Linked DNA regions of Homo sapiens: regions 2, 3, 4, 5, 6 and 7 are each linked to region 1. Evidence: read pairs that join two places in POLR2A ChIA-PET (ENCODE). Cell type or tissue: CD4-positive, alpha-beta T cell. All regions are shown on one strand.

Evidence for each region. ChIA-PET counts read pairs that join two places held together with the same protein. Peaks named below come from ENCODE experiments on the same cell type or tissue, not always from the same donor. Only the 100,000 strongest peaks of a DNase experiment are listed, where the experiment ranks them.
Region 2: POLR2A ChIA-PET joins it to region 1 with 12 read pairs; 10 of 35 experiments call an interaction of 5 or more read pairs at or near these places.
Region 3: POLR2A ChIA-PET joins it to region 1 with 74 read pairs; 28 of 35 experiments call an interaction of 5 or more read pairs at or near these places.
Region 4: POLR2A ChIA-PET joins it to region 1 with 15 read pairs; 9 of 35 experiments call an interaction of 5 or more read pairs at or near these places.
Region 5: POLR2A ChIA-PET joins it to region 1 with 10 read pairs; 26 of 35 experiments call an interaction of 5 or more read pairs at or near these places.
Region 6: POLR2A ChIA-PET joins it to region 1 with 11 read pairs; 9 of 35 experiments call an interaction of 5 or more read pairs at or near these places.
Region 7: POLR2A ChIA-PET joins it to region 1 with 11 read pairs; 27 of 35 experiments call an interaction of 5 or more read pairs at or near these places.

The regions. Positions count from the first base shown.
Region 1 is chr17:40,531,877-40,535,876 of GRCh38, reverse strand. LOC107985090 (a long non-coding RNA gene) reads left to right here and starts at 1,403. Exons shown (of 2, transcript XR_001752884.2): 1 at 1,403-1,467; 2 at 2,798-3,631. In CD4-positive, alpha-beta T cell, a CTCF peak has its summit at 2,467; DNase peaks (open chromatin) are centred at 1,190 and 2,296; H3K27ac peaks cover 709 bases.
Region 2 is chr17:40,600,672-40,604,671 of GRCh38, reverse strand. No RefSeq gene overlaps it. Among named protein-coding and RNA genes, the nearest start is that of CCR7, 37 kb to the right of the region's middle. RefSeq lists an enhancer at 1,676-1,935. In CD4-positive, alpha-beta T cell, no CTCF peak of the experiment used is centred here; DNase peaks (open chromatin) are centred at 1,671 and 2,891; H3K4me3 peaks cover 1,288 bases; H3K27ac peaks cover 4,000 bases.
Region 3 is chr17:40,478,466-40,482,465 of GRCh38, reverse strand. It overlaps TNS4 (tensin 4), which reads left to right. Exons shown (of 13, transcript NM_032865.6): 7 at 50-142; 8 at 260-337; 9 at 1,698-1,766; 10 at 2,624-2,792; 11 at 3,818-3,886. Among named protein-coding and RNA genes, the nearest start is that of TNS4, 21 kb to the left of the region's middle. RefSeq lists a silencer at 982-1,167 and an enhancer at 1,150-2,349. In CD4-positive, alpha-beta T cell, no CTCF peak of the experiment used is centred here; a DNase peak (open chromatin) is centred at 1,825; H3K4me3 peaks cover 360 bases; H3K27ac peaks cover 2,488 bases.
Region 4 is chr17:40,320,888-40,324,887 of GRCh38, reverse strand. The region is part of intron 1 of RARA (retinoic acid receptor alpha); the gene reads right to left. LOC105371934 (a long non-coding RNA gene) reads left to right here and starts at 2,364. Exons shown (of 2, transcript NR_189654.1): 1 at 2,364-2,556. RefSeq lists an enhancer at 3,253-3,837. In CD4-positive, alpha-beta T cell, no CTCF peak of the experiment used is centred here; DNase peaks (open chromatin) are centred at 767, 1,887, 2,217, 3,617 and 1 weaker place; H3K4me3 peaks cover 4,000 bases; H3K27ac peaks cover 4,000 bases.
Region 5 is chr17:40,434,874-40,438,873 of GRCh38, reverse strand. No RefSeq gene overlaps it. Among named protein-coding and RNA genes, the nearest start is that of IGFBP4, 6.6 kb to the left of the region's middle. In CD4-positive, alpha-beta T cell, no CTCF peak of the experiment used is centred here; no DNase peak of the experiment used is centred here.
Region 6 is chr17:40,611,058-40,615,057 of GRCh38, reverse strand. No RefSeq gene overlaps it. Among named protein-coding and RNA genes, the nearest start is that of SMARCE1, 35 kb to the left of the region's middle. RefSeq lists an enhancer at 150-269. In CD4-positive, alpha-beta T cell, no CTCF peak of the experiment used is centred here; DNase peaks (open chromatin) are centred at 1,427, 1,917 and 2,727; H3K4me3 peaks cover 1,538 bases; H3K27ac peaks cover 3,930 bases.
Region 7 is chr17:40,448,329-40,452,328 of GRCh38, reverse strand. All of the region lies in intron 1 of IGFBP4 (insulin like growth factor binding protein 4), which reads right to left. Among named protein-coding and RNA genes, the nearest start is that of IGFBP4, 6.9 kb to the right of the region's middle. In CD4-positive, alpha-beta T cell, CTCF peaks have their summits at 1,779 and 1,979 (motif pointing right); a DNase peak (open chromatin) is centred at 1,938.

The DNA.
Region 1 (4,000 bases):
GAACCATTTGAACCCGGGAGGTGGAGGTTGCAATGAGCCGAGATTGCACCACGGCACTCCAGCCTGGGCAACAGAGCAAAACTCCGTCTCAAAATAAAAAAAAAAACGGCAGAGCTGTCAGAAACCTGGTCTCTAGTTGAGCCTCACTGCTAACCTGGTATTTTCTTAGACCATTAGAGGGGCAAGAAACAAGATTCCATTGTCTCTAAGCCATCACACATTCTTGGGTCTATTTGTTACACCAGTTAGCATATCCTGACCAATACAGGTAGCTATCAATTTATGGAGCACTTACTATATACCAGGAACTACATGAAGTGTTTTTACATTTATTATCTCACTTAATCCTCACAGTACTTCCACAAGGGAGCTATTTTAAAGTACCTGCTTTATAGATGAGAAAACTGAGGCTTAGAAAGGTTAAATAACTCGGCCAAAGTGACCCAAGTAATAAATTGCATTCTAAACTGGAACCAGAGTGCCTCACCACCTACAGTGAGCTTGGCACATGTCTGCTATCCTCCCCAGACCATTCTCACTGTGAAGATCAGAGTGGAAGAAAGATCACACCTTTCCCTCCTGCAGACACAAGAGTCTGACCCACACTAGATTTTTTTTTTTTTTCTAGACGAAGTCTCATTCTGTCGCCCAGGCCGGAGTGCAGTGGCACGATCTCAACTCACTGCGAACCTCAGCCTCCCGGATTCAAACAATTCTCCTGCTTCAGCCTCCCAAATAGCTGGGATTACAGGCCCCCGCCACCACGCCTGGCTAATTTTTTTGTATTTTTAGTAGAGATGGGGTTTCACCATGTTGACCAGGCTGGTCTTGAACTCCTGACCTGAAGTGATCTGCCCGCCTTAGCTGCCCAAAGTACTGGCATTACAGGTGTGAGCCACCACACTAGATATTTTGTAATATCATTACTTTTCAGCTCCCATTTTCCGAGAGCCTGCTAGGTCCTACACAGAGTCCGGGGGGCGCATTTCGCATATAGCAGCTCTAATCATCACGGAAGCCCTGCCAGGTGGGTATGTACTTTGCTGAGCTGGAAGCAGGCTCTGGGAAGCTCAGTAACCTCCCCAAGGTGACCTGCCTGAGTGGCCAAGCATAAAAGAAACTGGGTCTGCTGAGCTCTCACCTCCACTCTGCCTCTGCACTCCACCCCTCCCTTGTCAGACCACTCTGACCTGGGAGGCAGCTCGAGGTTTCCAGCAGAGCAGGGGTAGGGCGGGAATAGAGGAGTGTGTGTGTCTGTGTGTGTGTGTGTGTGAGTGTGTGTGTGTGTGTGAGAGAGAGTGTGAGAAAGTGTGTGTGTGTGAGAGTGTGTGTGTGTGTCCTACATGTGTATACCAATGTCTCACTGCTTTTTATCACTCAGTCTGGTTTTCATTTCTTTAGGGAAGAGGATGGGGCATGAAAGACCAGTGGAAGAAATGGGAATTCCTCAGGCTGAGGGAATAAAAGGTCAGAAAACATCAAAGTTGATGGAAACTGTGGCTTTCATGGCCAAATCCCCTGACTTAGTCCAGGAGGAAACTCCGGCCCAAAAAAAAGGACTTGCTCAGGGAGTTGGGGTTACAGCCTGCACTTCCAAAACCCCACTAATGCTTTTTGTACCAAGCCCTCTGCCCCAAAGCCAGGGAGAGGATAGATCACTCACAGTTCATAGCTCAGCTCAGATGTCACCTCCTCCAGGCAGCCTTCCTTCCCCCTCCACAGCCGCTCTGCCCCTCCTCTGGGAATATGGTAAAAACACTCACTCTTCATATTTACTGAATATTTACCAAGTGCTGGACTAGCACGCCACAGGTTTACTCACCTGTCTGTCTCACCCACTGGATTGTGAGAGGATGGAAACAGATTCTGTCTTGGTCACTGTAGCCTCCCCAGACCTCAGGAGACCCGGTACATAGTAAGTACTCAATAAACAACTGTGGGACTGAATGTCCAAATCAGTGAAAGGATCAACCGAATGGTTATACAAGCTATTCTACATAACAATGTCCTCGTGTGTGCACAGGGCTTTCATTTTTCAAATCACATTAATCACATCGTCTCAGTAGAACCCAGTGAGAGACCCCAGTAACAAGGAGAGTGGTATCAAGTGTATGCCCACATACACACCTGCACACCAGCACATGCAGCTCCCCTCCATGTTTATGTAAGTGTACAGAGACCCATACACCCATGCCTTCCTAGCCGGCAAGAAAGATGCCATGACGTGCTATTTCCTGTTTTGTCTGCAAACATGGAGGCCTCCCCCACCTTCTTCCCCACCCCGAGACACACACACACACACACACACACACACACACACACACACACACACAGCCAGTTTTCCTCTTCAGCTGAAAGAGTGAAAGAAAGCCAGCTGTCCACAAGGGGGCATTCAAGGACCATCCAACTCAATATCTCAAAGCTAAGACTGCTTCTTGGTCTCAGAGAGACGAGATCCCAGGAAAAACTGAAGAACCAGGGTGGGGTCTCACGTGGAAACCCAGAAGAGGAGGTGGTCAGCCACTACAGAAGCAGGGCTGATGGAGATGGAGTCTCCGTCTGAATAATAGAAATGGTAATACCACTCACTCTACATATTTACCAAGTGCTAGTCCCTGGTCTAAGCACTTCACATGTCATGACTCGTTTAATCTTCCTCTCACCTCCTCAAGGCTTAGTGTTGCTATAATTCCTGCTTTATAGATGAAAAAACTAATGACTTAGAAAAATTAAGTAACTTGCCCAGGGTCACTTAGTGGTGAAGGCAGAATTCGAACTCAGGATCTGTTGTCCATAGGTCATACTGTTAACTGCTCACTCTGCTGCCTCGAGGCTGGACTTTCAGACATCCTACTTCTCAGCCCGGGATTCTCTGTGCTGGACTCCACTTCTCACATCTACAGGCCCTTTTGGGTGGTTGATGAAGGACCTGGAAGCTGATTTCCTAAGAGTGAATAACTTGGTGCCCTGAAGCTGACCCCTCATCCACTATAAACTGTCGATGCTGGGTTGGTATAGTGCCTTTGGAAAGCAGTAAAGCAATTACCAGCAAAAGGCATGAAGCTCTTCCTCCCCCTTTGACCCAGTAATCTCTTTCCCTGGGAAATTATTCCAAGGAAATTATCCAAACGAAGCCAAGTGTTATCTGCATACATGTGTGCATTGAAGTCTTTCTTTAAAGGTCAAAAACTGGGAACCACAATAAGGAAGTGGTTTAATAAACTGGGACATCAACACAATGGACAATCAGGCCTGGAAATCCACAGCTGTGTGACTGTGATGGGGAATGGAAACATGGAGAATGCTTCTACTACACAGTGTATCACCACTACACTCCCACCTAACTAGCTAATTCAACAAATCACGCTTGTCAAGGAGAGAGAAGTCTCTCTGTTCATGTTCAAAATAAACTCAGCCTCTGACACCACAAAGGAACAGAAGAGAAGCTTAAATGCAACAAACACAATAAGCTCAATAATTCTTGGCTTTTGAGTTTCCAAGGCCACAGGTCCTGATGATGTATGACATTTTCTGAGAGTGATTTTGATGATTGGTTATTGATGATTTTCACCTTTCACACTGTACTTGTTATTAAGCCATCTAATTCATCATATTAAATTTTGTTAAGATACCTGGTGTGGTTTCTGTTTTCTGGCCAGACTCTGATACATACACAGACCATGGACCCTGATGAATGATATCTCCCCCATAATGATAAGTGATTTTTTAAGACTTCAAAATTAGTGCACCCACCATGATTTCAACTTATACAAATGTATACTTAAGGAGGGTACAGGTATGGCTGGTCTCCTCCAAATTATACTTTGTACTAGTTGCCTCTTGATGCATAATAAAGTACCCTAAAGCTCAGTGTCTTGAAACAACAACTTTTATCATCTCACAGTTTCTGTGGGTCACAGATCCAGGTGCAGCTTAGCTGAGTCCTCCACTTCAGCACCTCTGCAGGCTGCAGTCAAGCTGTCAGCTGAGCTGGAGTCAT
Region 2 (4,000 bases), 69 kb before region 1:
CTCGTGTGTAAACTGGGGAACGTTCCCAGTGCTTACCTGTAGGGTTGTTTTGAGGATAAAATGAGACAACTAGTACAAAGCACTTGGACAGTGGTACACTGTTATTATCAGCCACGTAGATCCCTTCCAATCCTCTCAGCTAAAAATGACCTCTGCCCCATTTTGAACTCACATCACAGCCTGGCTCTGTCTCTTATTTACTGCCCTTGAAGGGAAGATCCCTATTTGATTCAATCCACAGCATCTCATTAGAATTCAAATGATGAGTGAGGATTTAAACAATTCTTGTGAGAGAGGGTGGGGGGAAAGAAAGAACTTAGAAACAATGATGTTATTGGCAGATTGGCAGAAATAGGCAACTACAGCCAGCTACCAAAACAAGAACAGTAGCAGACTGAGTAGATTGGAGCTTGGATCCAACTTGCAAGTTCAAGGGAAGGGGACATTCAACACAGACTTGCTGCTACTCAAGGTGTGGTCCATGGACATCGCCTGGGAGCTTGTTGGAAATGTGGAATCTCAGACTCTATGCTAGACTTTCTGAATTCCACTCGAATTTTTACAAGACTCCTGTGCACTCTAAATTTTGATAAGCATTAGGCAGACTAATGGTTCTTTTTTTGTTTTGTTTTGTTTTTTGAGACGGGGTCTCACTCTGTCACCCAGGCTGGAGTGCAGTGGCACGGTCTCCGCTCACTGCAACCTCTGCTTCCTGGGTTCAAGTGATTCTCGTGCACAGGCATATGCCACCAAACCCGGCTAATTTTAGTATTTTTAGTAGAGACAGGGTTTCACCATGTTGGCCAGGCTGGTCTCGAACTGACCTCAGATGATCCGCCCGCCTCAGCCTCCCAAAATGCTGGGATTACAGGCGTGAGCCACCACACCTGGCCTGGGATCATCTGAAGAGCTTTTAAAAATGCTGATGCCCAGGGTGTATCCCAGAACAACTGGCATCATGTTGATTTTTGTAGCTCACCAGGTGATTCCAATATTCAGCCAGGGTTGAAAGCCATTCATCTAGACCAACCCTCCAATTTGCAGGTCAAGAAACTAAAGTCCAAAGGGGTAAACTGACCTGCCCAAGGTCACACAGCAAGGGAGTGATAGTGCCTGGGACCTGAGCTCCAGTGCTCCACCCCCAGGGCTCTCTTCACTGGACTTCACTGCAAAATGGGGCAAGGTGGAGCGGAGCACCAGCGTTTCCCTTCTGGCTTGGCTTCTTCACTGTTGGGTCCTCAGCTCAGATCCCAAAGAAGGAGCTTCCTAGATGCAGGTGGCCTTACGCCTTTGAATTCCCAGGTGGACTATGGCCATAGAGGCCTCACGCTCTCAGGCAGTAGGTGCCAGAAGCCTGGGGCCAGGTGGGACTCTGCTTCCTGACCGGTGGCCAGTCTCTAGGCTGGAACAGCCTCACACTCTCACCCAGCCAGCATGGGCCTGCCATTCTCACCCGCCCCCCACCATCTTCCCAGAGAGACGGAGCCCTCAGGGACTGTCCCACCACAATTCTCAGAACTCAGGTGAAGTTTCTGACCCCCCACAGCCGCAGCTCCCGACTCCTCTGAGAACTGCTGGGACAGGCCTGTTCTCAATCAGCAACCGCGACTGTCTTGAAACCATCAGAGGCTCCCTCATGACTTGTTTTCGCTCTCTTGTCAGGGTTTTGGGGGTGTGTGTGTCTCAAACCTCTGATTGTCTCTGCTTTGTGACTTTTTCTGGTGTGTTTTTGAAGTGGCTTTTTGTTATTCTGCCTCCACTCGCTCATCTTTCTCGGCAGCCGTGGAAAACACTCTCGGCCTGTTCTGCTCTCCACCGAGCACTTGGATCCCTTGTAAACAGCTTGCCTGGTGGCCTGGACCAGGCTGAACAGATAGGAAGGGCCTGGGCCTGTCAAGCCTTTGAAAATAAACATGCTGCACTGAGCTTCACCATGCTCAGGGAGGAGGATGGGGTAGACACGAGAAAGCAGAAAGAACTTTCTAGGCACAAGATTACTCTCCTGACGGCCGAGTGAGGTCTTTTCCACCGCCCTAAAACAGGCAAGAACAGAGGCCTGCCCCTTCCCTGAGCCTCAGGCCTGCTAGAAGGAGGGCACCCACCTGCAAAAGCCTTTCCTGAAAAAAAAAGAAAAAAATTTTTTTGAAACAGAATCTCACTTGGTTGCCCAGGCTGAAGCGCAAGCGGCATGATCATGGTTCACTACGGCCCTGACCTCCCCAGCTCAAGCGATCCTCTCACCCTAGCCTACCAAGTAGCTGGGACTACAGGTGCGTGCCACCATGCCTGACTAATTTTTTTTTTTTTTTGTAGAGATAGGGGTCTCACCATGTTGCTCAGGCTGGTCTCAAATGCCTGTGCTCAAGCAACCCTCCTGCCTCAGCCTCCCAAAGTGATGGGACTGCAGGCATGAGCCACCATGCCCAGCCCTCTCCTGAAATGTGAGAGGTAGATCTTAACTTGCACTGCCCAATATAGTGCCACTAACCACACATGTGACTACTGAGTGCTTAAAATGTGGCTACTTTGCGAGCATGGTGGCGGGTGCCTGTAGTCCCAGCTACTTGGGAGGCTGAGGCAGGAGAATTGTTTGAACCCGGGAGACAGAGGTTGCAGTGAGCCAAGATCGCACCATTGCACTCCAGCCTGAGTGACAGAGTGACACTCTGTCTCAAGAAAAAAAAAAGAAAAAAAAGAAAGAAAAAAGTGGCTACTTTGACTAAGGAACTGAATTTTTTATTTAGTGTTGCATAATTTAAATAGCCACGTGTGGCTAGTGGCTACTGTTAGACAGCACAACTCAAAAGCAGGGTTCTCAAACTAGGCTGCATATTAGAATCACCTGGGAGCTTTAAACCACTCTGACGCCTGCAGCCATCCCTGGTGACTTTGATTTATTGCCACTGGGTATGGGCAGAGCCAGAGTTCTGAAAGCCCCACGTGTGATTCTCACGCACAGCCAGTTTTGCAAAACTCTGGCCCAAAGGACTTCCCACAGCTTTTCCACCTCTGACATCCTACACGTTGATCTGGTCTCTACAGTTTTCAGAATTTAAGGAGCAAGGAATTTACTTAGAGAATCAACTCAAGATGCTGGAAAATGTTTTTCTATGTTCTAAATGTAATGCATGTTCGTTGTAACACATGGGAGAAAATTGAGAAAACTCAGAGAAATGAACAGAAGAAAGTCAAAATCCCCTAAAATCCCACCACCTAGAGAAAAAGGGTTGAAACACTTAGACGTATATCCTTCAAGGCATTTTTCCATGGATAGAGCCTTATTTTCCTTCAAAATTGAAATCCTACTATGCTTCCTATTTTGTAATGTTTTTGTCACTTTACTTATTTGATTAACAAATATATCATCAATTGTAATGGCTACATGACATTCTATTGCATATAAACCACTATTTATCCAAATTCATATTAATATTGGCCCCATTTTTGCTATAATTTTTAAAAACATTGCTATGAAAAAATACAATGTCTTTATGAAAAGCCATTCACTAACTCCTTAGGAGAAAAGAAAAAAAAAAGAATTCAGTCAAAAGGCATAGAAAATTCTAAGACTTCTCCTAAATGTTTACCAAATGACTCTCCAGAAAAGTTGAACCAGTTCACATTCCCATCAACAGAGCATGAAAGCACCTATATTTATATGCATGTTGGCACTGGGGATTGAACTTTTCAAACTTAACAAGGTTCGAAAAAAAAATGTTTTCAACCACCAACAGGCAACCCTTCGTTTCAAAGTTCAGCACACCTTTAACGAGCACTGACTATGTGCCAGGTGTCACCTTAGGTGTTGGTGATAAAGATGAATGGAATGCATCCCTGCCCTCTAAGAACTCAAGAAAGGGGAGAATTAACAACTTGGCTTTAAGTCAAGGGAGGACAATATAGATGCTAAATAAAGGTACCAAAGTCACACTGGGAGCAGGAAAGAAAAGCCCACGATTCCTCACAGCAATGCTGGGAAGTCTGAAGGGGTGGCATTTGA
Region 3 (4,000 bases), 53 kb after region 1:
GGCCACAAGGTGGAATTCTATCCGAATGCACTCTTTCTTCTCTGTCCAGGTGAGGACAGCAATGACCTCATCCGACACTTCCTCATCGAGTCGTCTGCCAAAGGAGTGCATCTCAAAGGAGCAGATGAGGAGCCCTACTTTGGTGAGACTCCCCAGCCTCCAGGCTCCCCCGGGATGGGGGGCCAGCGAAGTCTCCGTTGTGAGCTGAGGGGTGGGTTGGGGAAGCTCTACTCATGCAGGGCTGCTTGCTTCCTTTCAGGGAGCCTCTCTGCCTTCGTGTGCCAGCATTCCATCATGGCCCTGGCCCTGCCCTGCAAACTCACCATCCCACAGAGAGGTGGGTCTGGGCCCCAAAGAGGCAATGCCAAGGTGGGGGACCTGTTTGTTCTCATTAGAAATGGGGTTCACTCCTACCTTGTTGGTGGATTATTTTAGTGTCACGGTTAAAACTGTGTGCACTGGAGTCGCTCAACATCTCCACCTCCTAGCTGTGAAAATTTGAGAATGTTGACCTCTCTGAGCCTCAGTTTCCTCATCATACCTACTTATAGGATTGCTGTGCAGACCGAAAGAGATAGCCCGGGCAAGGCTCTTAGCGCAATGCCTGGCATAGAATGGATGTTGGATAAATAGCAGCCTGCTTTGAGAGGGTGAAAGAGCCTAAATCAAATAGTTTGGAGAGGTTTTCTCTTTCCAGGTCCAGCATTTGTTGAGCACTCACTCACCCATTCATGCTTCACTACAAGCTTGTGAAGTAGACTTTGCTGTTATCATCCCCATTTCACAGATAAGAAAATAAGGGCTGGGCGTGGTGACTCACGCCTGTAATCCCAGCACTTCGGGAGGCCAAGGCGGGCAGATCACTTGAGGTCAGGAGTTCGAAACCAGCCTGGCCAACATGGTGAAACCCCGTCTCTACTAAAAATACAAAAATTTAGCTGGGCGTGGTGGTGGGCGCCTGTAATCCCAGCTACTCAGGAGGCTGAGGCAGGAGAATCACTTGAGCCGGGGAGGCAGAGGTTGCAGTGAGCTAAGATCGCACCACTGCACTCTAGCCTGGGTGACAGAGCGACAGAGCAAGACTTCATCTAAGAAAGAAAGAAAGAGAGAAAGAGAGAAAGAAGGAAGGAAAGGAAGGAAAAGAAAACGAGGGTTCTAGATGTTACGTAATTTGCCCAAAGGCCCACAGAGTCAGACCTTGAACCCAGATCAGCATGCCCTATCCAGAGCATACAGCCAGGTAGGGGGGCAGCTCAGATGAAATAGATCATCTCAGGGGTGTGCAGGAGAAGCTCGAGAAGGGCTGTTTCTGGAAGGGCATCAAGGCAAGGGAGCCCCAGAGGAGCGATGGTGAGAGCCTCCTCGCTTTCTGCAAAGACAGGTCAGGGGTTGAGACAGGGTCCAAAAGAAGTGAGGAGGTCAGGGGCCTGTGAGGACAAGATCATGGCAGCCATCTAAGAGGTGGGGGGGCGAGGAGGGGATGAAGAGATCAAAAGGGTTGCAAACTAAGCATTTAGGGAGCCCAAAGTGGCCTGTTTGCCTAATTACGGTAATCACACCTGGTTTGAGTCACTTCCTGGAGATGGGGGTGGAGGTGGGAGATCTTCAAAGGGATTCATGAGGCCTGTTCCTGTGAGAGGGGTCCATTCACTCCACCCCCGCCCCTTTGGGGGGCCTGTTTCTTTGCCTTGGCTCAGAACTGGGAGGTGCAGATGGGGCCTCGGACTCTACAGACAGCCCAGCCTCCTGCCAGAAGAAATCTGCGGGTGAGTGGTACAGGAAGGGAGGCGCCAAGCTTGGCTGTGCCCCAAGAGGGCACCTCCCAACCCTGCACACACGCACGCATGCACGCACACACGCACAGGCACACACGTGTTTCCCATCTCAGCTTTGTTTCTGCATCTTTAACAAGGTGCCACACCCGCTCCCCATCACCCCTGTAAAACAGAAGATGAGAGGCCAGCAGGGAAGTGGGGCAGGGTGGGGGGTGGGGGGAGTGGCAGAACTTACAGTCCCTCCTGCACACACATGGGCATGTGCACACGTGCTAGGGTCTCTCTAGGTCTGAGAAACCTGCCCTAGAGGTGGTTCTGGGTCTGGGATCCTCTATGGGGTGTCAGGTCTAAGTCCTGGAGCCTTCACCAGGGGAAAGGTCCCTGACCCACACTCCCAGAGGCCAGCACACATCAGCACTTGTCTCAGTGACTGTTCCTGCTCTATGCCCTGAGCACGAACAATTTCCTTCCCCATTCTTGTCTTCTGTCCCTACCGTTGCCAATGAACCAAGACCTTGAAGATGGAGGTGTGGGGAGGAGAGCAGCCGTTAAGTGTGGACAGAAGGATGTTTTCCTGGGCACCTCTACACACAGGGCAACATCCCCTCCCCTGCCCCATGCTGGAGGGCCAGGGGCCAGGGCGATGCAAAGCCACAGAAGATCCCAAAGCCCTCTGGGGTTGGCCTCAAACTGTGATCACCCACACACCCACTTTCTGTTGGGTGGCGGCTCTAAGAGGAGCTCCACTGGATTCCTGAACAGGAGACTCACCCCCTCCCCTGGCCCTGGGCAGAGGGAGAACCTGGGCCCTGGGTCAGTGGCCCCAGCGCAGTGTCTGCCTCCCACAGGCTGCCACACCCTGTACCTGAGCTCAGTGAGCGTGGAGACCCTGACTGGAGCCCTGGCCGTGCAGAAAGCCATCTCCACCACCTTTGAGAGGGACATCCTCCCCACGCCCACCGTGGTCCACTTCAAAGTCACAGAGCAGGGCATCACTCTGACTGATGTCCAGAGGAAGTAAGGGCCTTCCCTTGCCCTGGGGCTCCGGGGCTGGCGGAGTAGAGCTGGAGGGGATAGCTGAGACAGCTGCAGATCAGGGATGAAGGTCAAGTTCAGGGTTCTGGATGACCCAGCGGGGCCAGTGATGTGCTGAGTGACTCCAGGCAGCTTCCCTGCCTCCTCCAGGCCTCACTCCACTGCCAAAGCCCCTGTTCATCATGACTGATGAAAATGGAGTTAACGGGGGCCGGGCACGGTGGCTCATGCCTGTAATCCCAGCACTTTGGGAGGCCGAGGCGGGCGGATCACCTGAGGTCAGGAGTTCGAGACCAGCCTGGTCAACATGATGAAACCCCGTCTCTACTAAAAATACAAAATTAGCCGGGCATGGTGGCACGCACCTGTAATCCCAGCTACTTGGGAGGCTGAGGCAGGAGAATTGCTTGAACCCAGGAGGCGGAGGTTGTAGTGAGCTGAGAGCACGCCATTGCACTCCAACCTGGGTGACAGAGTGAAACTCCATCTCAAAAAAGGAAGGAAGGAAGGAAGGAAATGGAGTTAACTAGTATTCATGGGTGCCGATTATGCCTGCACCCATTGATGGAACATCTTCCCTCGGCCAGACTGGCTGACCACTGGGACCCAGAGAGGAATGAGATCGTTCCTTCCCCAGGCTCGGATCTCACAGTCTAACAGGAGCCTGATCCAGGGCTGAGCACTTCACAGGGAGAAACAAGAGATGACCAAGATGTAATTCGTGTCCTCAAAAAGTTAGTGGCCAAAAAAAATTAAATGGCGTGGTAGGGGTGTGATAGAAAACCCCAGAGTGTAAGACAGAGGCAGACAAGCCCCATGAGAGGAGAGAGGCAGGAGCGGGGCGCCAGGGCCCCCCAGTGGGAAAGGCCATAGCGGTCTTCAAGGTCTAACCCAGAGACTTCTTGGAGGACAGGGCACCTGAGCTTGGGGGGAACGAGAGATGCTGGAGGCAGGATGACACTGGGACAGGCTGTCATCGCTTCCCTTCTCTCCCCGCCTCCTCCTAGGGTGTTTTTCCGGCGCCATTACCCACTCACCACCCTCCGCTTCTGTGGTATGGACCCTGAGCAACGGAAGTAAGTTCAAGGCTGGGCCAAACTAAGAAGGCTGTCCAGGGCCCCGCTGCCCACCAAGGCGTCCTGCCGACTCTGGGCCTGGGATCCCAGAGGGAGCCTGTGAACCTCAAGGGG
Region 4 (4,000 bases), 210 kb after region 1:
CTCTTCCCCACCAACCCCACAGAACCCCAGGCCAGCCTTGCTAGAGCTAGGACTGGTTTGAAAATCTGCCCTAGTCAGTGCAGGCCATAAGCATGTCCTCTTGGGAGTTAGGGGAAGGAGGAAGCCTAGTGTCTCACTTCCGGGTGCTACCACTGCCCATTGCCTCAAGACACAGTGCCTTGTCCCAAAAGAATAGGTCCAATGTCTCCACAGCTTGTACTCCACTCAGCCCAGGGTTTTTCCCCAGCTACACAGAGCTGCAGGACCCCCACACGCCATAATCTCACCAGTGACTGGATACCAGGCAGAAAGGGTGACTGGACAATCCAAGCTCGGGGCAGTCCAGGTTCTAGGAGGAGGAAGTGGGGGTCTCTGCTGGTCAGGGCTGTGCTCCCAACTCCTCCATCCCCAGGGGCCATACCCCAGATCCCCCGGGGGACATGGTCAGGACCTCTGAAGCCCAGGGTGTCTGAGAGGTCCACGTAGAACCAGAACTGAAGCCTCCCTACTCCAAGCAACGAGTAGGTGAAAGGGCAGGGGGTAATTCAGGCCTCAAGAAGAGGGACCAACCCACAGGGAAGGAAAAAAAAAATGGGAAGAGGAAGAGATGAGCCTACTGAGGCCACAGCCAGACCACAGAAATGTGTGGACCATACGCAGGCAGCTCTGTTGGGTGAGGGACCAAAGGGGCACAGACAAAAGGGGACCCCCTAGCTTGGAAACCACCGACCTCACATCCAGCCTGGCACGGGGCTTTCCCCACCCTCACACCTTGGCAGCTGCCCCCTCACCACTACCTCCCCTCCATGCTACCAAGCAGGAAGCACAGCTCTCTCACAATGGGGGGACAGCTTACAGAGATACAGGCAGGGCCAGGGTGGGGAGATAGGCTGCAGCAGCCCTCACCCCTCCCCTCAGCTCAGCCCAACCCTGCGTATGCCATATTCTGAGTCCCAGGGCAAACTGCCAGCAGGACTAGATGGTACCAGCCCCCTCTCAGCATCCCACCCTGGGGACCCACGCTGCAGGGAATCCAGGAATACACCCCCCCACCAAGTCCTGCCTCAGGATATCCTTTTGGCTCTGACCCCAGACCAGGCCTGAGTCAGACTGTGCCCTGCCCCATACCCCCCCTCCGACCCATTGACCCCCCCCCAAGCAACTTCCTACTCCACACCCGCCTACTCAGTTGGGGCTAGAACTAGGGGGAATCTCTTCCCCTCACCATCCCCAGCTGAACAGGGAAGCCCACAGGTGGATAGGGATAATAGGTCACAGATCCCCATGGCCTTCCCCTTAGAGAAGAGCGCCTGCCAGACAAGGGAGAAGCGGGTGCAGGCTGTGTGTGCAGGGGAAGGCATAGTCTGCAGAGCCCCCACCTCCCCAGCCCCAAACACATGCAACCTAGGACCCTGCCCCACAGCCCCTTGACACTCCAGCCTGGAGTCCAGGAAGCCACAGAAACTCCCTGGGGAAGGTGGTTTCCATCAGAACACAGGATGGGAGCAGGCTCCAGAACTGTATATGAGGACAGATAGGGAGCACAGAGGTTCCCTGAATGGGCATCTCTATGAGCGAGAGGAACCCCGGCCAGAGGGGACAAGGGCTGCAAAATCAGTCAGACTCACAAAGTCACAGCCACGGTCAGGCACAGCCAGATGCGGTCACAGTCTCCCCAGCACTCAGTCTGAGTAGGTGGCAGTGACTCCTCCCCACAGACAGAAGTCTGGGGGGTCCTGGGGAATCTGGGGCATCAGAGACCACACACACTCAGCCTGAAAGGACCCCCTAGTCAAGTCCCCCAAGTACCCCCCCAGCCTGGTGGGGAGGGGTAGCTCCTTCCCCACAAGAACCAGGGGTAGTGCCCACGGCAGACATCACCATGGCAACCAACAACAAACATCCCAGGAACCACAGTGGGACAGGAAGTGACAGCCACGTGACAGGAAGACATTTTTTTTCTTAGTGTTGGGGGGGTGATGAAGATTGTTTGCACCCCCTGGGGAATCAGCTGTCCCCCAGGTTTCTCCTACCTGGAGCTGGAGGGAAGGGGGACCACTAGGAAGGGGGCCAACCCCTCCTTGATCTGCACAGTGGGTCACAGGACTGACAGGGCTCTCCCTCCCTGCCTGCCACTCATGGGTCCCCCCCTTAACCCCCCTCTTTTCCACTTCCTGCCGTGACTGGAGATCAGAGAACTCCCCACCGCAGCTTCCCCTTCTCAAGTCTCGATTCCTGGGCTGAAGGTTTCACTGTAGGGCGAGGGACAGAGGGAAGGAGGGCTGAGGACCTGCGGTAGGACCCAGGGGACAGAGGCTCCGGGGGGAGGGCCGGGATAAAGCCACTCCAAGGTAGGTGTGTACACACAGACACACAGCGAGTGGGTCACGGTGACACTGCCTGCGGGGTACAGTGACACATGGAGACTGCCTGACCTCAAGTAACTCTGTGGGGAGAGGGAACAGCCAGAGGACCCAGCCCCGGCGTGCCCCACTCTTGCCCTGTCCTGAGCCTCCAGGTTCATCTCCGGCATCTACTGGCCTCCAGGCAAGCAAGGTCCCAACTGTGCCTAGCCCCTGCCACCTCTCCCCTGCCACCTCTTCCCTGCCACTTCTCCCCTGCCTTTTGTGCTTGAGGAATCCCCCTCACTGCTCCAAGGTGCCCGCCCAGACGAGGGCACCTTGGCTGAAGGTGGGGGAATGGAACCTCCCTCCACCCCCCTCCCCTTCTCTGCAGATGTCCCAGACTATATTTAGCCCAAACCGGGCGGCCAGCCAGACCCAGACTCCCCACTGGCCCAGAGCTGAGCTCCCAGTTTTTAGGCAATTAAAACATTAACAGAGAACCACCCCCATCTACACACCCCCACACCCCTAGCCCTGCCAGGGCAGCACAGCTCTGAAAACTTGAAGGAGGGCAGCCCAGCTCTGCAGCCAGGGATGGGGGTGGGGGTCATCAGGCAGGACAGGGGCATCATCCATAAGATCAGGTTGACACTTGGAGTGGCGAAGGGGAAGTCTTCCCTTGTTCCGGCAGAAGGGAAAGGCATATCCAGTTGGGGGGGTGGAGTTGCCTAGCTGCAGAAATTACACCTGTCATTCTGCAGCCCCCTCCCTAGCAAGCTCCAGTTATAGGGCTGGGGTTGGCAACAGGTGCGGGCCAGCCTGGCAGCAGCCTAATCCCCCCACCGGCTCCCCAGGCTGACAGTGGTGCCTGGAGGTCCAGCAGGGGCCCTTTGGGGCAGGATGTTAAGTAGAAGGAGGTGTCACTGGCCAGAGGGATGGACAGCCCATGGCCTTTCCATAAGAGCTGGCCCCTGGCCCTCATGATGTGTGCTGGAGGGTCTAGGGAAGCCAGGGAAAATGTAGTTCCATAGCACCTATTTCATTTCCCCATGATGCCAGGTGGGCGGGCTAGAGTGTGGGAGGTCTGTCTGCCTGCCTCTTCCTCCTCCTCCTCCTCTCCAAATTCCAGGAACAGGCAAGGGAGGCTCCAGTTGTGGGGAGAGAGGGAAAGCAAGCAGGCGGTCCCAGCTAGGGGGGAGCGAGGGGAGGGCGGGACTGGAGCGGGAGGCAAGATCCAGACGAAGCAAGAGACACCCACACCCGAGACACCCACACCCGAGCCAGACTGGGGACAGACACACCAACGCTGACACATTCTCACACTAGGTCCCCACATGCCGCCCACCCTGCGGGGACACCAAGACACCCTCAGCCAATCCTGCCAATTCCCAGAATACTCCCTGGACACACACGGAGATCCAGGCCCTGCCCCCCACCGTGCATCCCCCCACAAACTGTGTGGGCTCCAGACAGCAGCCAGAGGGTGGAGAGGGGAGTAGAGGGAGGAAAGACAGCAGGCGTCAGAGAGAATGTTCAGCCAAAGCCCTGGGAGCCGGGGTATCAGTTGCCATACTCCTTTCCCAAAACCCAGTAAGTCAAGACAACACTGGTCATCTTGCCAGGGGCCCTGCCAGCTTCCCACACTCCCAAAACTA
Region 5 (4,000 bases), 97 kb after region 1:
AAAATACAAAAACTAGTCAGGCATGGTGGCATGCACCTGTGATCCTAGCTGCTTGGGAGGCTGAGGTAGCAGAATCACTTGAGCCCAGGAAGTCGAGGTTGCAGTCAGCCAAGATAGCTCACTGCACTCCAGCTTGGGCAACAGAGTGAAACCCTGTCTCAAAAAAAAAAAAAAAAAAAAAAATTAGCCAGCTATGGTAGCATGAGCCTATAGTCCTAGCTATTCAGGAGGCTGAAGCAGGAGGGTCCCTTGAGCCCAAGGGTTCAAGGCTGCAGTGAACTATGAGTGCCACTGCACTCCAGCCTGGGTAACAGAGACAGACCTGGTCTCTTAAAAATAAAAAATAAAATTGTTTCTAAAAAGAGCAGGACGGACGCGGTGGCTCACGCCTGTAATCCCAGCACTTTGGGAGGCCGAGGCAGGTGGATCACCTGAGGTCAGGAATTCAAGACCAGACTGACCAACATGGTGAAACCCTGTCTCTCCTAAAAACACAAAAAGTTAGCCGGGCATGGTGGCGTGTGCCTGTAATCCCAGCTACTGGGGAGGCTGAGGCAGGAGAATCACTTGAACCTGGGAGGGGGAGATTGCGGTGAGCCAAGATGGCACCATTGCACTCCAGCCTGGGCTACAGGAGTGAAACTCTGTCTCAAAAAAAAAAAAAAGTTAACACAGTAGTCACAGACTACATGCAGGATAGGGATCTAAGTGCTTCACTCATGAGCACTTCACAGCAACCTCGTGAACTAGGCACTATCACCATCCCGTTTTTAAGACAAGGAAACAGAGGCATGGAGAGGTTTGTAACTTACTCAGAGTCACACAGCAAGTAAGTGGAAGAACAGGGATGTGAACCCAAGCAGTCTGGCTCCAGAGTCTGTACTATTAGCCCCTATGCTTTACTGCCTTTCAAAACAGCTGTCAGAGCACTCTAATGCCAACAAGGGCAAAAGAGTCTGACACAGAGTACAAGCTGGGTGGGGAGATCAGGGCAGAGGTGGCATTGGTAGGGGACTGGGCCCCAGGCCTCCTCATAACTTTGGCCTCCCAGCCCCTTTCCTGATTGCCCTGGAATGTCCACTGTGCCCACACTGAGTAGAGGATCTTAGCTCCCCTCCATGTCAGCTGACATCCAGGTCCCAGACAGGGCACCCCCACAGTCACCGCAGATGTGGGCTGAGCAATGGTGTATCAGTACAGCTGCCTTCCTGCCCACCAGGGCCCCATACTTGGAGAGACCAGATCAAGAGAGCCAGGATCTCCATAGAGACAACACAGTGCAGAGGGAGGCCTGGTCCAGCCCAGTCCCAGACTATGGAGCCTGGGTCCTTCCCTGGGAACACATGGTTCCAGAGGTGAACACCCAGGCAAGAGAGGGGGAGGGGAGAGGAAAGCCATCCACAGTTGGGCTGGCCAGGATCCAGTTTCATATCTCCAGGCCATCCTGCTTAGCTGCTCACCAGCTTTGTGACCACTTCCTGTTCCTTAGCTTCAGTTTGGCCATCTGTAAAATGGGGGAAGGCAACTTGTTGAATTGTGAAGGCCCTTCCAGCTCTGGCAATCTAGGAATCTAGGACCTCCGGATTCCTTTTGCATGGTCCAAGGCCCCATGCTGGCATGGCTTCCAACACTCCAGAGCCTGCAACGCTTCCAGGCCAATTGGCACCAACAGGAGCGCTTTCTCATTGTCCAAAGCTTAAGCAGGAGACAAGCCAAGTGAATGATGTTGGGCCCTGTGAGAGTTCTGTCACCACCCCGAGAAGTGATGAGGCTAACCCAAGAGTATACAGCTAGCAAGTAATTGAGCCAAGACTTGTGCCAAATACATTTATTGCCTGCTACAATCTTAGCCTTCTTTGACCGTGAGCTTTGGGCTCAGAACTCGAGAAAGATGGGGGTAGGAGCAGAAGAAGAAAGTGCAACCTGGGAAAATCTTGCAGAGGACACTTGCAGAAACGACGACACACAGGGCACTTTGAGCAGAGAGAGCCAGAGGTTGGGCTGGGAAGTCGTTTGCCCTGCTTCCCCTAATGCTTGTTGAGTCAGAGGGCAGGTGGCCTGACAGATCAGAGGCCCAGAATCAGAGCAGACACCCTGTCCACATTCCCTAGAGGGCCTCCAGGCCCTGAGTCCTGTTTCCCCAACCCTGAGGAAAAAAGTGCCACCTTCCCCTTAGGAAATCCTAAAGAGACCAAGGGACCTCTGAACCCAGGGAGTCCTCCAAAAGGGCTTTAGGCTTAGAGACGCCCCCACAGAGGGGGCATAAGACTTTAGACTCGTAAGCCCCCAGAGTTTGCTGGACCTTCAGAGTGATCTCCAACACCCATGCGCACAGGGCCCTTACTCCCCAGCTGCATGCCTCCCCCTTTCCCCACCAGCAGTAGGAGCTTACAGATAGCACCAGTCATGCCTTCTGCATATGCCCAGACTCTCTTCTGGCCCCATCATTCCATAGCCAGAGCCAGGATCCTTCATGCCAGCGTCTATGCCTCATCCTTTCTCTCCTCCTTACCCCTGCCCACTTCATCCCAACCTTCCTCTTCTCCCTTCCCAAAAGAACATCCTGGCCTGAGGGGCCTCTCAAGATTGGTAGTGACCAGACATCCCAATCCCACTTGGAAAAGTAGGGAAGGGCCTCCAGGAAAGGTGAGGGGACTGCAAGAGAGGAAAGGGAGTAACGGCGTGCCTCCATTTCCTCATCTGTGAAATACGCAGTGCATGGGATTGTTAGGAGAAACTGTACGGAGTAGGTGGTAAGAGTGCCTGCTTCCAGTTATGCCTCATTTAATACATACACATGGAAAAACATAATGGGAAACCACTCCATACCCACCAGATGGGTAAAAAAATAAAATACTGACAATACCAGAATGTGGAGTAAGGGGATTCTCATATAATGCTTGTAAGAAAACAAATTTGTACAACCACTGAGAAGCAACCAGTAATTCCACCCCTAGATATATACCCAGCAGAAATGTGTGTGTGTGTGTGTTCCAAAACACATGTTCAAGAGTGTCACAGCAGCACTCTTCAGAATAGCCAGAAATGGAACCAACAGTAGAATGGTTAAGTCTCGACTTGAATATGCTGTTGATACATCCATCGATATAGACAAATCATATGTTAGCAAAAGATTACTGCTGTATCACTCTATATAAACTCAAAAACAGGCAAAACTAATGCTACGGTTTGAATGTCTTCTCCAAAACTCATGTCGAAATGTAATCACCGTTGTGACAGTATTAAGAAGTGGGACCTTTAAGAGATGATTAGGTCGTGGGGGCTCTACTCTCATAAATGGATTCATTGTTATCACAGGAGTGGGCTAGTTATCATAGGAGTGGGATCCTGATAAAAGGATGAAGTTTACACCGTAATCTCAGCACTTTGGGAGGCCAAGACAGGAGGATCACTTGAGCTCAAGAGCTTGAGACCATCCTGGGCAACATGGCAAAACCCAGTCCCTACGAAAAATACAAAAATTAGCTGGGTGTGGTGGCGTGCACCTGTAGTCCTAGCTACTCAGGAGGCTGAGGTGGGGGAATCACCACCTGAACCTGAGGAGGTGGAGGCTGTAGTGAGCTGTGATTGCACCACTGCACTCCAGCCTGGGCAACAGAGTAAGGCCCGGTCTCAAAAAAACAAAAACAAAAAAAAAAACGGTGCCAGGCACAGTGGCTCACGCCTGTAATCCCAGCACTTTGGGAGGCTGAGGCAGGTGGATCACCTGAGGTCAGGAGTTCGAGACCAGCCTGGCCAACATGGCAAAACCCCGTCTCTATTAAAAATACAAAAATTAGGCAGGCATGGTGGCACACACCTGTAGTCCCAGCTATTCGGGAGGCTGAAGCGGGAGGATCACTTGAATCCTAGAGATGGAGGTTGCAGTGAGCCGAGATCATGCCACTGCACTCCAGCCTGGGTGACAGAGCAAGACTCCATCTCAAAAAAAAAAAAAAAAAGGATGAGGTTTGGCCTCCTTCTGTGTCTCACACACTTG
Region 6 (4,000 bases), 79 kb before region 1:
AAACCACATGGGCCCACTATCCACTCACCTGCGGCAGGGGCCGTGTTGTATTTCAATGGCACAGAGAACCCAGGGATGCCCTCATCCTGCCCAGCCTTGTTGTGATCCTCCTCTCACAACAAGTTCCCGGGGGAGCCAGGCCAAGGAGCTCATGAGAGGAAATGGGAGTCAAAGTCCCGCTGCTGTCCCCAGCTGCACCCACACCAGGGATGTCACCGAGCTCTGAGAACAGTTCCTAGACTAACTGGTATTGATCGTAATGAATCTTTGTGCTACACATGGTGCAAGGCCCTGGGATGAGCAAAACTGGGAGCAACCAGTAAGAGAGAAGGACATGTTCAGAGGGTCTGGGAAGTGGGAAAATGAGGTGTGAAGAGTGTAGCTAAAAGGTGGCCCCAGCAGGCCTCTGAGGGAAACCAAGCCATGACACACACTGACACTCTGCTCCGGTGCTGCCCCACACCTCCCCAGCCTGACGAACGCCTGCCCTGCTGTCAGGATGCAGCCCAAATGTGCCTTCCTCTGCAAAGCCTTTCCCAGCATCTCCACTTCCAGAGAGAGACCGACGCGCCCCCGTCTGTGGCTTAGACAGTCTGTGTCTTCTACCAAAGAAGGTGTTTCCAGCCTGAGGCACCATGGTATCCCCCAGAGCCTGGCTCATGATGGGTATTAAAGAAATATTTTTAATTAATTAATTAATTTTTTAACAATAGGGTCTCACTCTGTCACCCAGGCTGGAGTGCAGTGGCACAATCATAGCTCACTGCAGCCTCCAAGTCTTGGGCTCAAGCGATCCTCCCACCTCAGCCTCCCAAGTAGCTAAGACTACAGGTACACTGCTCTGTCTGGATTTATTTTTTAATTTTTTGTAGAGACAAGGTCTCGCTATGTCACCCAGGCTAGTCTTGAACTCCTGACCTCAAGGGATCCTCCTGCCTCAGCCTCCCAAAGTGCTGGGACTACAGGTGTGAGCCACTGCACCTGTCCTGAAGAAATATGTGTTGGCTTTCATATTTGTGCCCCAAGTGACTAATACAATATATTACAGAATAGAAGCTGGGCAAATATTCCATGAATGAATGAATGAATGAATGAATGAATGAATACCAAATGGTTATAGGGCTCACATATGGCCAGCCCTAACGACAGGTAACCTATCTCCCACCATTTATGTTTCCCACAGAGCTTCACAGAGAAGCAACCACTTCACTGGAAAGACCAACTCAACTCAATAAATATTTACTAATATTTACAATAAATATTACAACTCATCCAATAAATATTTACTGAGCTCCTACAATGTATCAGGCTCTGTTCTAGGTGCTGGGGACACAACAATGTACAAAACACAAAGCCCTCTGCCTTAGGGAGTTCCCATCCAGTGGAGAAAGAGGCCGACTGTGCCGGTTGTGTCACGCACACTTGCTCTTTCCACTCACACCTTCCCCCTCTCCACCCCAGGACCCGCTTGTGATCCTGCCTCCTTCCAAGAGAACCTGCACCTTGATTTCCCCTTCCCAGCAAGTCCCTGTCTGTCCTCAGTTCAACTAAGCCACACTACTGCCTTTCCCAAAAGGCAATGGGAACAGGGACCTGAATTCCTGGTCTCATTGCCCTTTGGGCATCTCGATTTCAAATATGCTGGCCCCCTAGTGCCTTGGACCTTCACATTTGCCTGATCATGTGTTGCTGATTTTTAGTGCAGAGCATGTGGTCACCAGAGCCGAGGGCCCTGGACTGGGAGACTCTGCCCTGGACAGTGTCTTCCCGAGGGGTAAGGGATGAGTGAGTCGCGAAGGGTAACTGGAAGGGAGTAATGGGGTGATGGCAGTCATCAGTGGCAGATTCGAGGGAGGTGCTACTTTTGCTTCCTGGTCCTCAGATCTCACTCTGCATCCGCTGACAGCGTCTTCTGCCTTTGGGTGGAACTGGCCCCCCTGTTTTAATTAAACTGAATTAAATAGAATCAGCTTTCATAACTGGATGATGCAGAAATGTCCTGACAGTCACCCTCGCCCGGGGCACCTTGCCAGCACTGGGTCTTTGAAGTGTCCTGATCCCTGGTTTCCTCCTCAGGTGCGTCACTAGCTTCTCTGGCTACCTGGTTTCCGGCAAGGAGTCTGTTAGCGCTCACACTTGTTTTTTTGCAAGCGTTTGGAGAGGAGGTTGCAAGGCTCTGGGATGACAGTTTGCTGGAATGTGGGCACTGTTCTTAGGCAGCATTGCCCACTTTCCCGGGTGGCATGACTACCTCACTAGGCACTGGAGGCGGGTGCTGAAAGGCTCTGAGAGACTCACTTGCACAGAATGAGGGGGTGTGCATCAGCTTTAGAGACTTGGCCAATATGGTTTTCCCACAAAGAAAGGCACCCAGCACACTCTCAATAAAGACTCATTAATTTGAAAAAAAAAAAAAAAAAAGATACAAAATGCCTGAGAACAACTGTCTAAGTTGTCATGTGGTGAATGGTTGCAAAACAATATTATAGCAAATGATCTTTTTTTAAAAAAATTTGTTTCTTTTTATTTAATAATATACCTTCCAGCAAATGACCTTCTCTGAATTAGGTTTTCATGACATGGATTTGTTAAAGGTTTGAAGTGAATTGCATCCTTCCTGAATTACCTTTTCCTGCATCCTCGATAAAGTTGAGAGGCTGGTGGCTCCTGAAAGTAGCAATCATCTTTACATAATCCTTTTCACAACCACAGCACAAGGGAGGGGTGTCAGTATGCTCCCACACCAGAAGAAAGCCTTATGATTCTGCAATCATGGGGAATTCAAAAGATAGTGTTGTGCTGTACGGTCCGCATTTCATAGTTAATAAGTAATATCCTCTTCACTCCTTTTCTTTTTCTGCCAGTAAATTGAGCTTGGCAGGCCTGCTATTTTCCTTATAATGCCAACTGATGAAATTGCCTCCCAAATGCAAGCCATCGTCATTAACACAAGTGTCTCAGAAGGAGATGCAGAAGATGGCCTCCTTCCCCTCCAGCTGGGGAGAGACAGCTGCCACTCTACATTAAAAAGCCAGTTCAAAGAATCAGATATGATAAAGTGTTAGGTTGAAAACTTTCACAAGAACATAAATCTTGCTCTTCGGGGCAACAAGCAGACTCATGTGAATATTCATCACTGTTCCTGGTAAGTCTTGGGTTGAATAAATCTGTCCCTGGACTCATTTCGTTCAACAAAAGGGATCTCGCAAGGCTCCTAAGACTTTATTTTTCGTTTCTCCTAGTTAGTTAGTTAGAGTTAGGATTTCACTCTGTTGCCCAGGCTGGAGTGCACTGGCTCGATCATAGCTCACTGCAGCCTCCAACTCTTGGACTCAAGCGATCCTCCTGCCTTAGCCTTCCGAGTACCCAGTATTACAGGCACGCACCACCATGCCTGGCTATTTTCTTTTTAATTTTTTGTACAGATGGGGGTCTCACCATGTTGCTCAGGCTGGCCTCAAACTCCTGGCCTCAAGTGACCCTCCTGCCTCAGCCTCCCAAAGCGCTGGAATTACAGGTGTGAGCCACCACACCCAGCCAAGACTCCTAAGGCTTTAGAAATAGTTGCCTTGTCCTCTAATAAGAAACCCCCAAAGAGAGCTGTAATTCTGACTGGTTTTCTCACTTGGGAATGGTTGTCTTGGAAGGAGCATTGCAGCTGACATCTCTGTATTTCTAAACTGTTTTGTGGGCTTTCTCTATGAAATCAGGAGTCACTGCCACATTCCTCTTCTTCCACTTGCACAGTAGGGCAAATGAAACCTAAGTCCATGCTGGCTATATAAACACAACTTGAAAGGCTCAGTTGTTGAAATTAACAGGAATAAGCATTTTTTCCCTATTGAATCACCTATTGGATCATTCAAAATTCACAGTGGGGCCAGGCACAGTGGCTCATGCCTGTAATCTCAGCATTTAAGGAGGCCAAGGCTGGAGATCACTTGAGCCCAGGAGTTTGAGATAAGCCTGGGCAAAATAGTGAGACCCTATCTCTACAAAA
Region 7 (4,000 bases), 84 kb after region 1:
CCTCACACATTCCTTCAGTCCCCCACCTCGAAGTTTCCCATTCTTAGACTTCAGACTCCATCCAAAGTCCATAGGGGTTGCCCAGAACCAGGGCACCAGGGATCTGGAGACGGGAGTGATGAGGCTGGACCTTCAACCCCTCTGTGGGATCTCCTGAAGGCTCTATCTGAGCTCAAGAAAAACTCCATCCAAATGGGGCATTGTGGCTCATGCCTGTAATCCCAACACTTTGGGAGGCTGAGGAGGGAAGATTACTTAAGGCCAGGAGTTCGAGACCAGCCTAGGCAACATGGCAAGACCCCATCTTCACAAAAAATTTAAAAATTAACCGGGTATGGTGGCATGTGCCTGTAGTCCTAGCTACTCAGGAGGCTGAGGCGGGAGCATCACTTGAACCCAGGAATTCGAGGTTAACAGTGAGCTATGATCACACCACTGCACTCCAGCCTGGGTGACAGAGCAAGACCCTGTCTCTAAAAAAATAAAATAAAATAAAATACATTTTTTTAAAAAAGAAAAACCCCATGCTTGAGTCCCAGAACTGTAACCACTGCTCCTCCCTCCAAGCAGTCAAAACCAGAATACAGGGCTGAGCTGGAGAAAGAGGTTGGAAGACCTCTCTGCAGATCAGAGCCACCTCTGAAATGCTCAGGCTTGGCAGCTCGCTGCCGGCCTGAGTGCAAAGCCCCTGCCAGCATTCCAGATGTTGGCAGCCGGACAGGAGGTTACATCTGGTTTGCGTCAGGGTTTTTTTTTTCCTGAGGAGTTAGCAGGTTCCTCCATGCGTGGCAGCGATCCCAGAGCTGCCTCTGGGTCAAATGGTATTTTTCTGCCTAGCCAAAGCTGGGGGGGTTGGTTCTCTTTTCATTCTCCTGGTTTGGGGGGTGTGGGGAGAAATATGTGGATAAAGGCAAACCAGGCAAGGAGGAATCTAACCAGAAAGTCTTTATCAATAACCTTCCACACCAAAGGTTATTAATAAAATTCACCAAGGATGGAAGAAGATTTTGTTACGGTGGAGAGCTGGCTTAGAAAAGAGGAATAAAAGGGAAGAAATAAATAGAGTAGACAGATATAATCCATCCTTCTGCACATTTAAAATCCCAAGAAGGACAGTCCAGAGGGGACTCCAGTCCTACATCAAGTTCCTAAGAGTCAACCAAAGAGAAGACACTATAGCAAGACCCCCTGGCCAAGGTAGGCAGCAAAAGAAGAAACATAAACTTCAGAAGACGAGGACTGTGCCAAGGGGACCATAAGGAGATGGATCCTGAGCCCTCGGTTAGGAACCAGAGAAAGATCTGGGATCCAGGCCCTTCCTTTGAGACCCTCCCAAGGAATTCCTCCAGCCAAAGAAACCTAAGCTGCCCCAGTGATCACCTCCCTCCACACCCCCACCTTGCACAAAGCCATAAGGCTTGAGGATGGAGTCACCGTGTTTCAGGGGTGTAAGCTGGAACTGGGGAGTGGAGAGAAAAAGGAAATGGAAGACCTCAAAGAATTAGAACCAGGCTGGGTGCTCACGCCTGTAATCCCAGTGCTTTGAGAGGCCGAGGTGGGAGGATCACTTGAGGCCAGGAGTTCAAGACTAGCCTGGGCAACATAGCAAGACCCTGTCTCTACCAAAAAAAAAAAAATTAGTCAGACCTGCCTGTGGTCCTAACTTAGAAGACTGAGGTAGGAGGATCGCTTGACCCCAGTACATCAAGGCTACAGTGAGCTATGATTGTGCCACTGCACTCCAGCCTGGGTAACAGAGCAAGACCCTGTCTCTTAAAACAAAAACAAAAACAAAAAAACAAAAAAAAAATTCAAGAATTAAAGAATTAGAACCAAATGTCAGAAGGACAGAGGCTGAGCTGAGATGTGGACAAAGGCCCCACCCTGTTACTTAAGTAGGGCTGGAGATCACCTGGACTTGTTTGCCACAGCCCAGGACACTAACACCAGGGGGCACCCTTCCAACCTGGAAAGCCTTTGTTTTTCCTGAGTTTGCTTTCTTTTAATGACCATAAAAGAAAGTACTAGGGGCCAGCTGGGGTGGCTCACGCCTGTAATCCCAACACTTTGGAAGGCCGAAATAGGTGGATCGCTTGAACCCAGGAGTTCAAGACCAGCCTAGGAAACATAGTGAAACCCTATCTCTACAAAAAATTAGCCTGGTGTGGTGATGCACAGGTGTAGTCCCACCTACTTGGGAGGCTGAGGTGGGAGGATCACCTGAACCCAGGAGGTCGAGGCTGCAGTGAGCAGTGATCACACCACTGCACTCTAGCCTGTGCAACAAGTGAGACCCTGTCTCAAAATTTTAAAAAAGCAAGCACTATTTTGTACAATGATTCATTCCTCTCAGTAAATGGGTAGAATATTCTTTGGTTCAAGGAGTGAGGAAGGTTTTTCAGGAGTTCAAGGAGTGAGGAAGAGTTTTCAGGAGGTAGTGAGCTCCCACCCTGGAAGTGTGGAGAATTAGGGTGGTAGCAGCCTCAAAAATCTCAAGAGATATGGAATAGAAGCATGACCACAACTATGCTTTCCATGCTGAGTTTCTTTTTCTCTCTCTCTCTCCTTTTTTTTTTTTTTGAGACGGAGTCTCGCTCTGTCGCCCAGGCTGGAATGCAGTGGCGCGATCTCGGCTCAATGCAAGCTCCACCTCCCAGGTTCACGCCATTCTCCTGCCTCAGCCTCCCAAGTAGCTGGGACTACAGGCGCCCGCTACCATGCCCAGCTAATTTTTTTGTATTTTTAGTAGAGATGAAGTTTCACCGTGTTAGCCAGGATGGTCTCGATCTCCTGACCTCGTGATCCACCTGCCTCGGCCTCTCAAAGTGCTGGGATTACAGGCATGAGCCATTGCGCCCGGCCTTTTCTTTTTTTTTTAAGAGACAGGGTGTCACTGTGTTTCCCAGGCTGGTCTCAAACTCCTGGCCTCAAGTGATCCTCCTGCCTAGACTTCCCAAAGTGCTAGGATTACAGGCGTGAGCCACAGTGCTGAGCTTTTACGAGTCAAAGTTCACAAATAACTAACCCTCAGAGGATTATTAATGGATATTTGGGATGTTTACCATTAAGGAGGATTAGGTATGCTCACTGAAGCCTAGGGCTGCATGGGGCACAGGGTGAGTCCAGAGGCATGGCTTATGCTCTTGGGTTGGTATGGCCCCATGTCACATCAGAGGGTTACCTACGAAAAGCTAAGCCAGCAAACTGCCTGGCTTCTCCCTTGTTAGGTTCCCCACTAGCCATCCTACTTATCCCCAGTTCATGTCTACACGGAGTAGCACCCACCAGATAGGGAGAGTAGCTCCCTCCTTAGTCTCATGGGGACACAGGGTAAATCCGTATTTGCCTACTCACACAGACAGGCTCAGGCTCAAGAACTGCAAGTGTACACAAACAATCACGTGTCCAGACACACATTCATCCACATGTGCCTTACCCACATGCACTTGGGCACTCTGACCCTGCCCTGGTCAGAGACACAGAGCCAGGGCAGGGCACGCTGACTTCAACAGCTTCTCTGCACCGTGGTTTGTTGACTTTCCATGTAATCTGTAACTTTTCCTTGCCCAACCCTGCTTAACTGGCAGACTGAAGAGCCACCCCAGGATCCACCCCTAAGCACCAGGTTTTTGTGGGGGTAAGGGTTATAGCATTGAGTCTCTTGATAACGTTAACCTTCTCATCTCCAAAACTGGCTAAATACTTGCTATTTCCCTGCTCACACAAGAGTTCCAGCCACCTGGTGCTACTCATCCTGGTAGTGCCCTCTGGAGAAATTCCAATGCCTGTGGGTTCCCCTCTGAGCAGGAGTGGAGTCAGACCTATTCCCCTGAAAAGTCTGACCTCCAAAAAGCTTGTTTGGGAGATGGGACTTCCAAGTAGGCTTGGTCCTCCTACAGCGCCCAGCTTGGAGCTAAGCCAGTTGACATCTGACTATAGGGGAAACCTCGGTCTTTGCTCCAGCAGCAGAGGAAGGGAAGGCGCCAGAGAAGAGGCCACA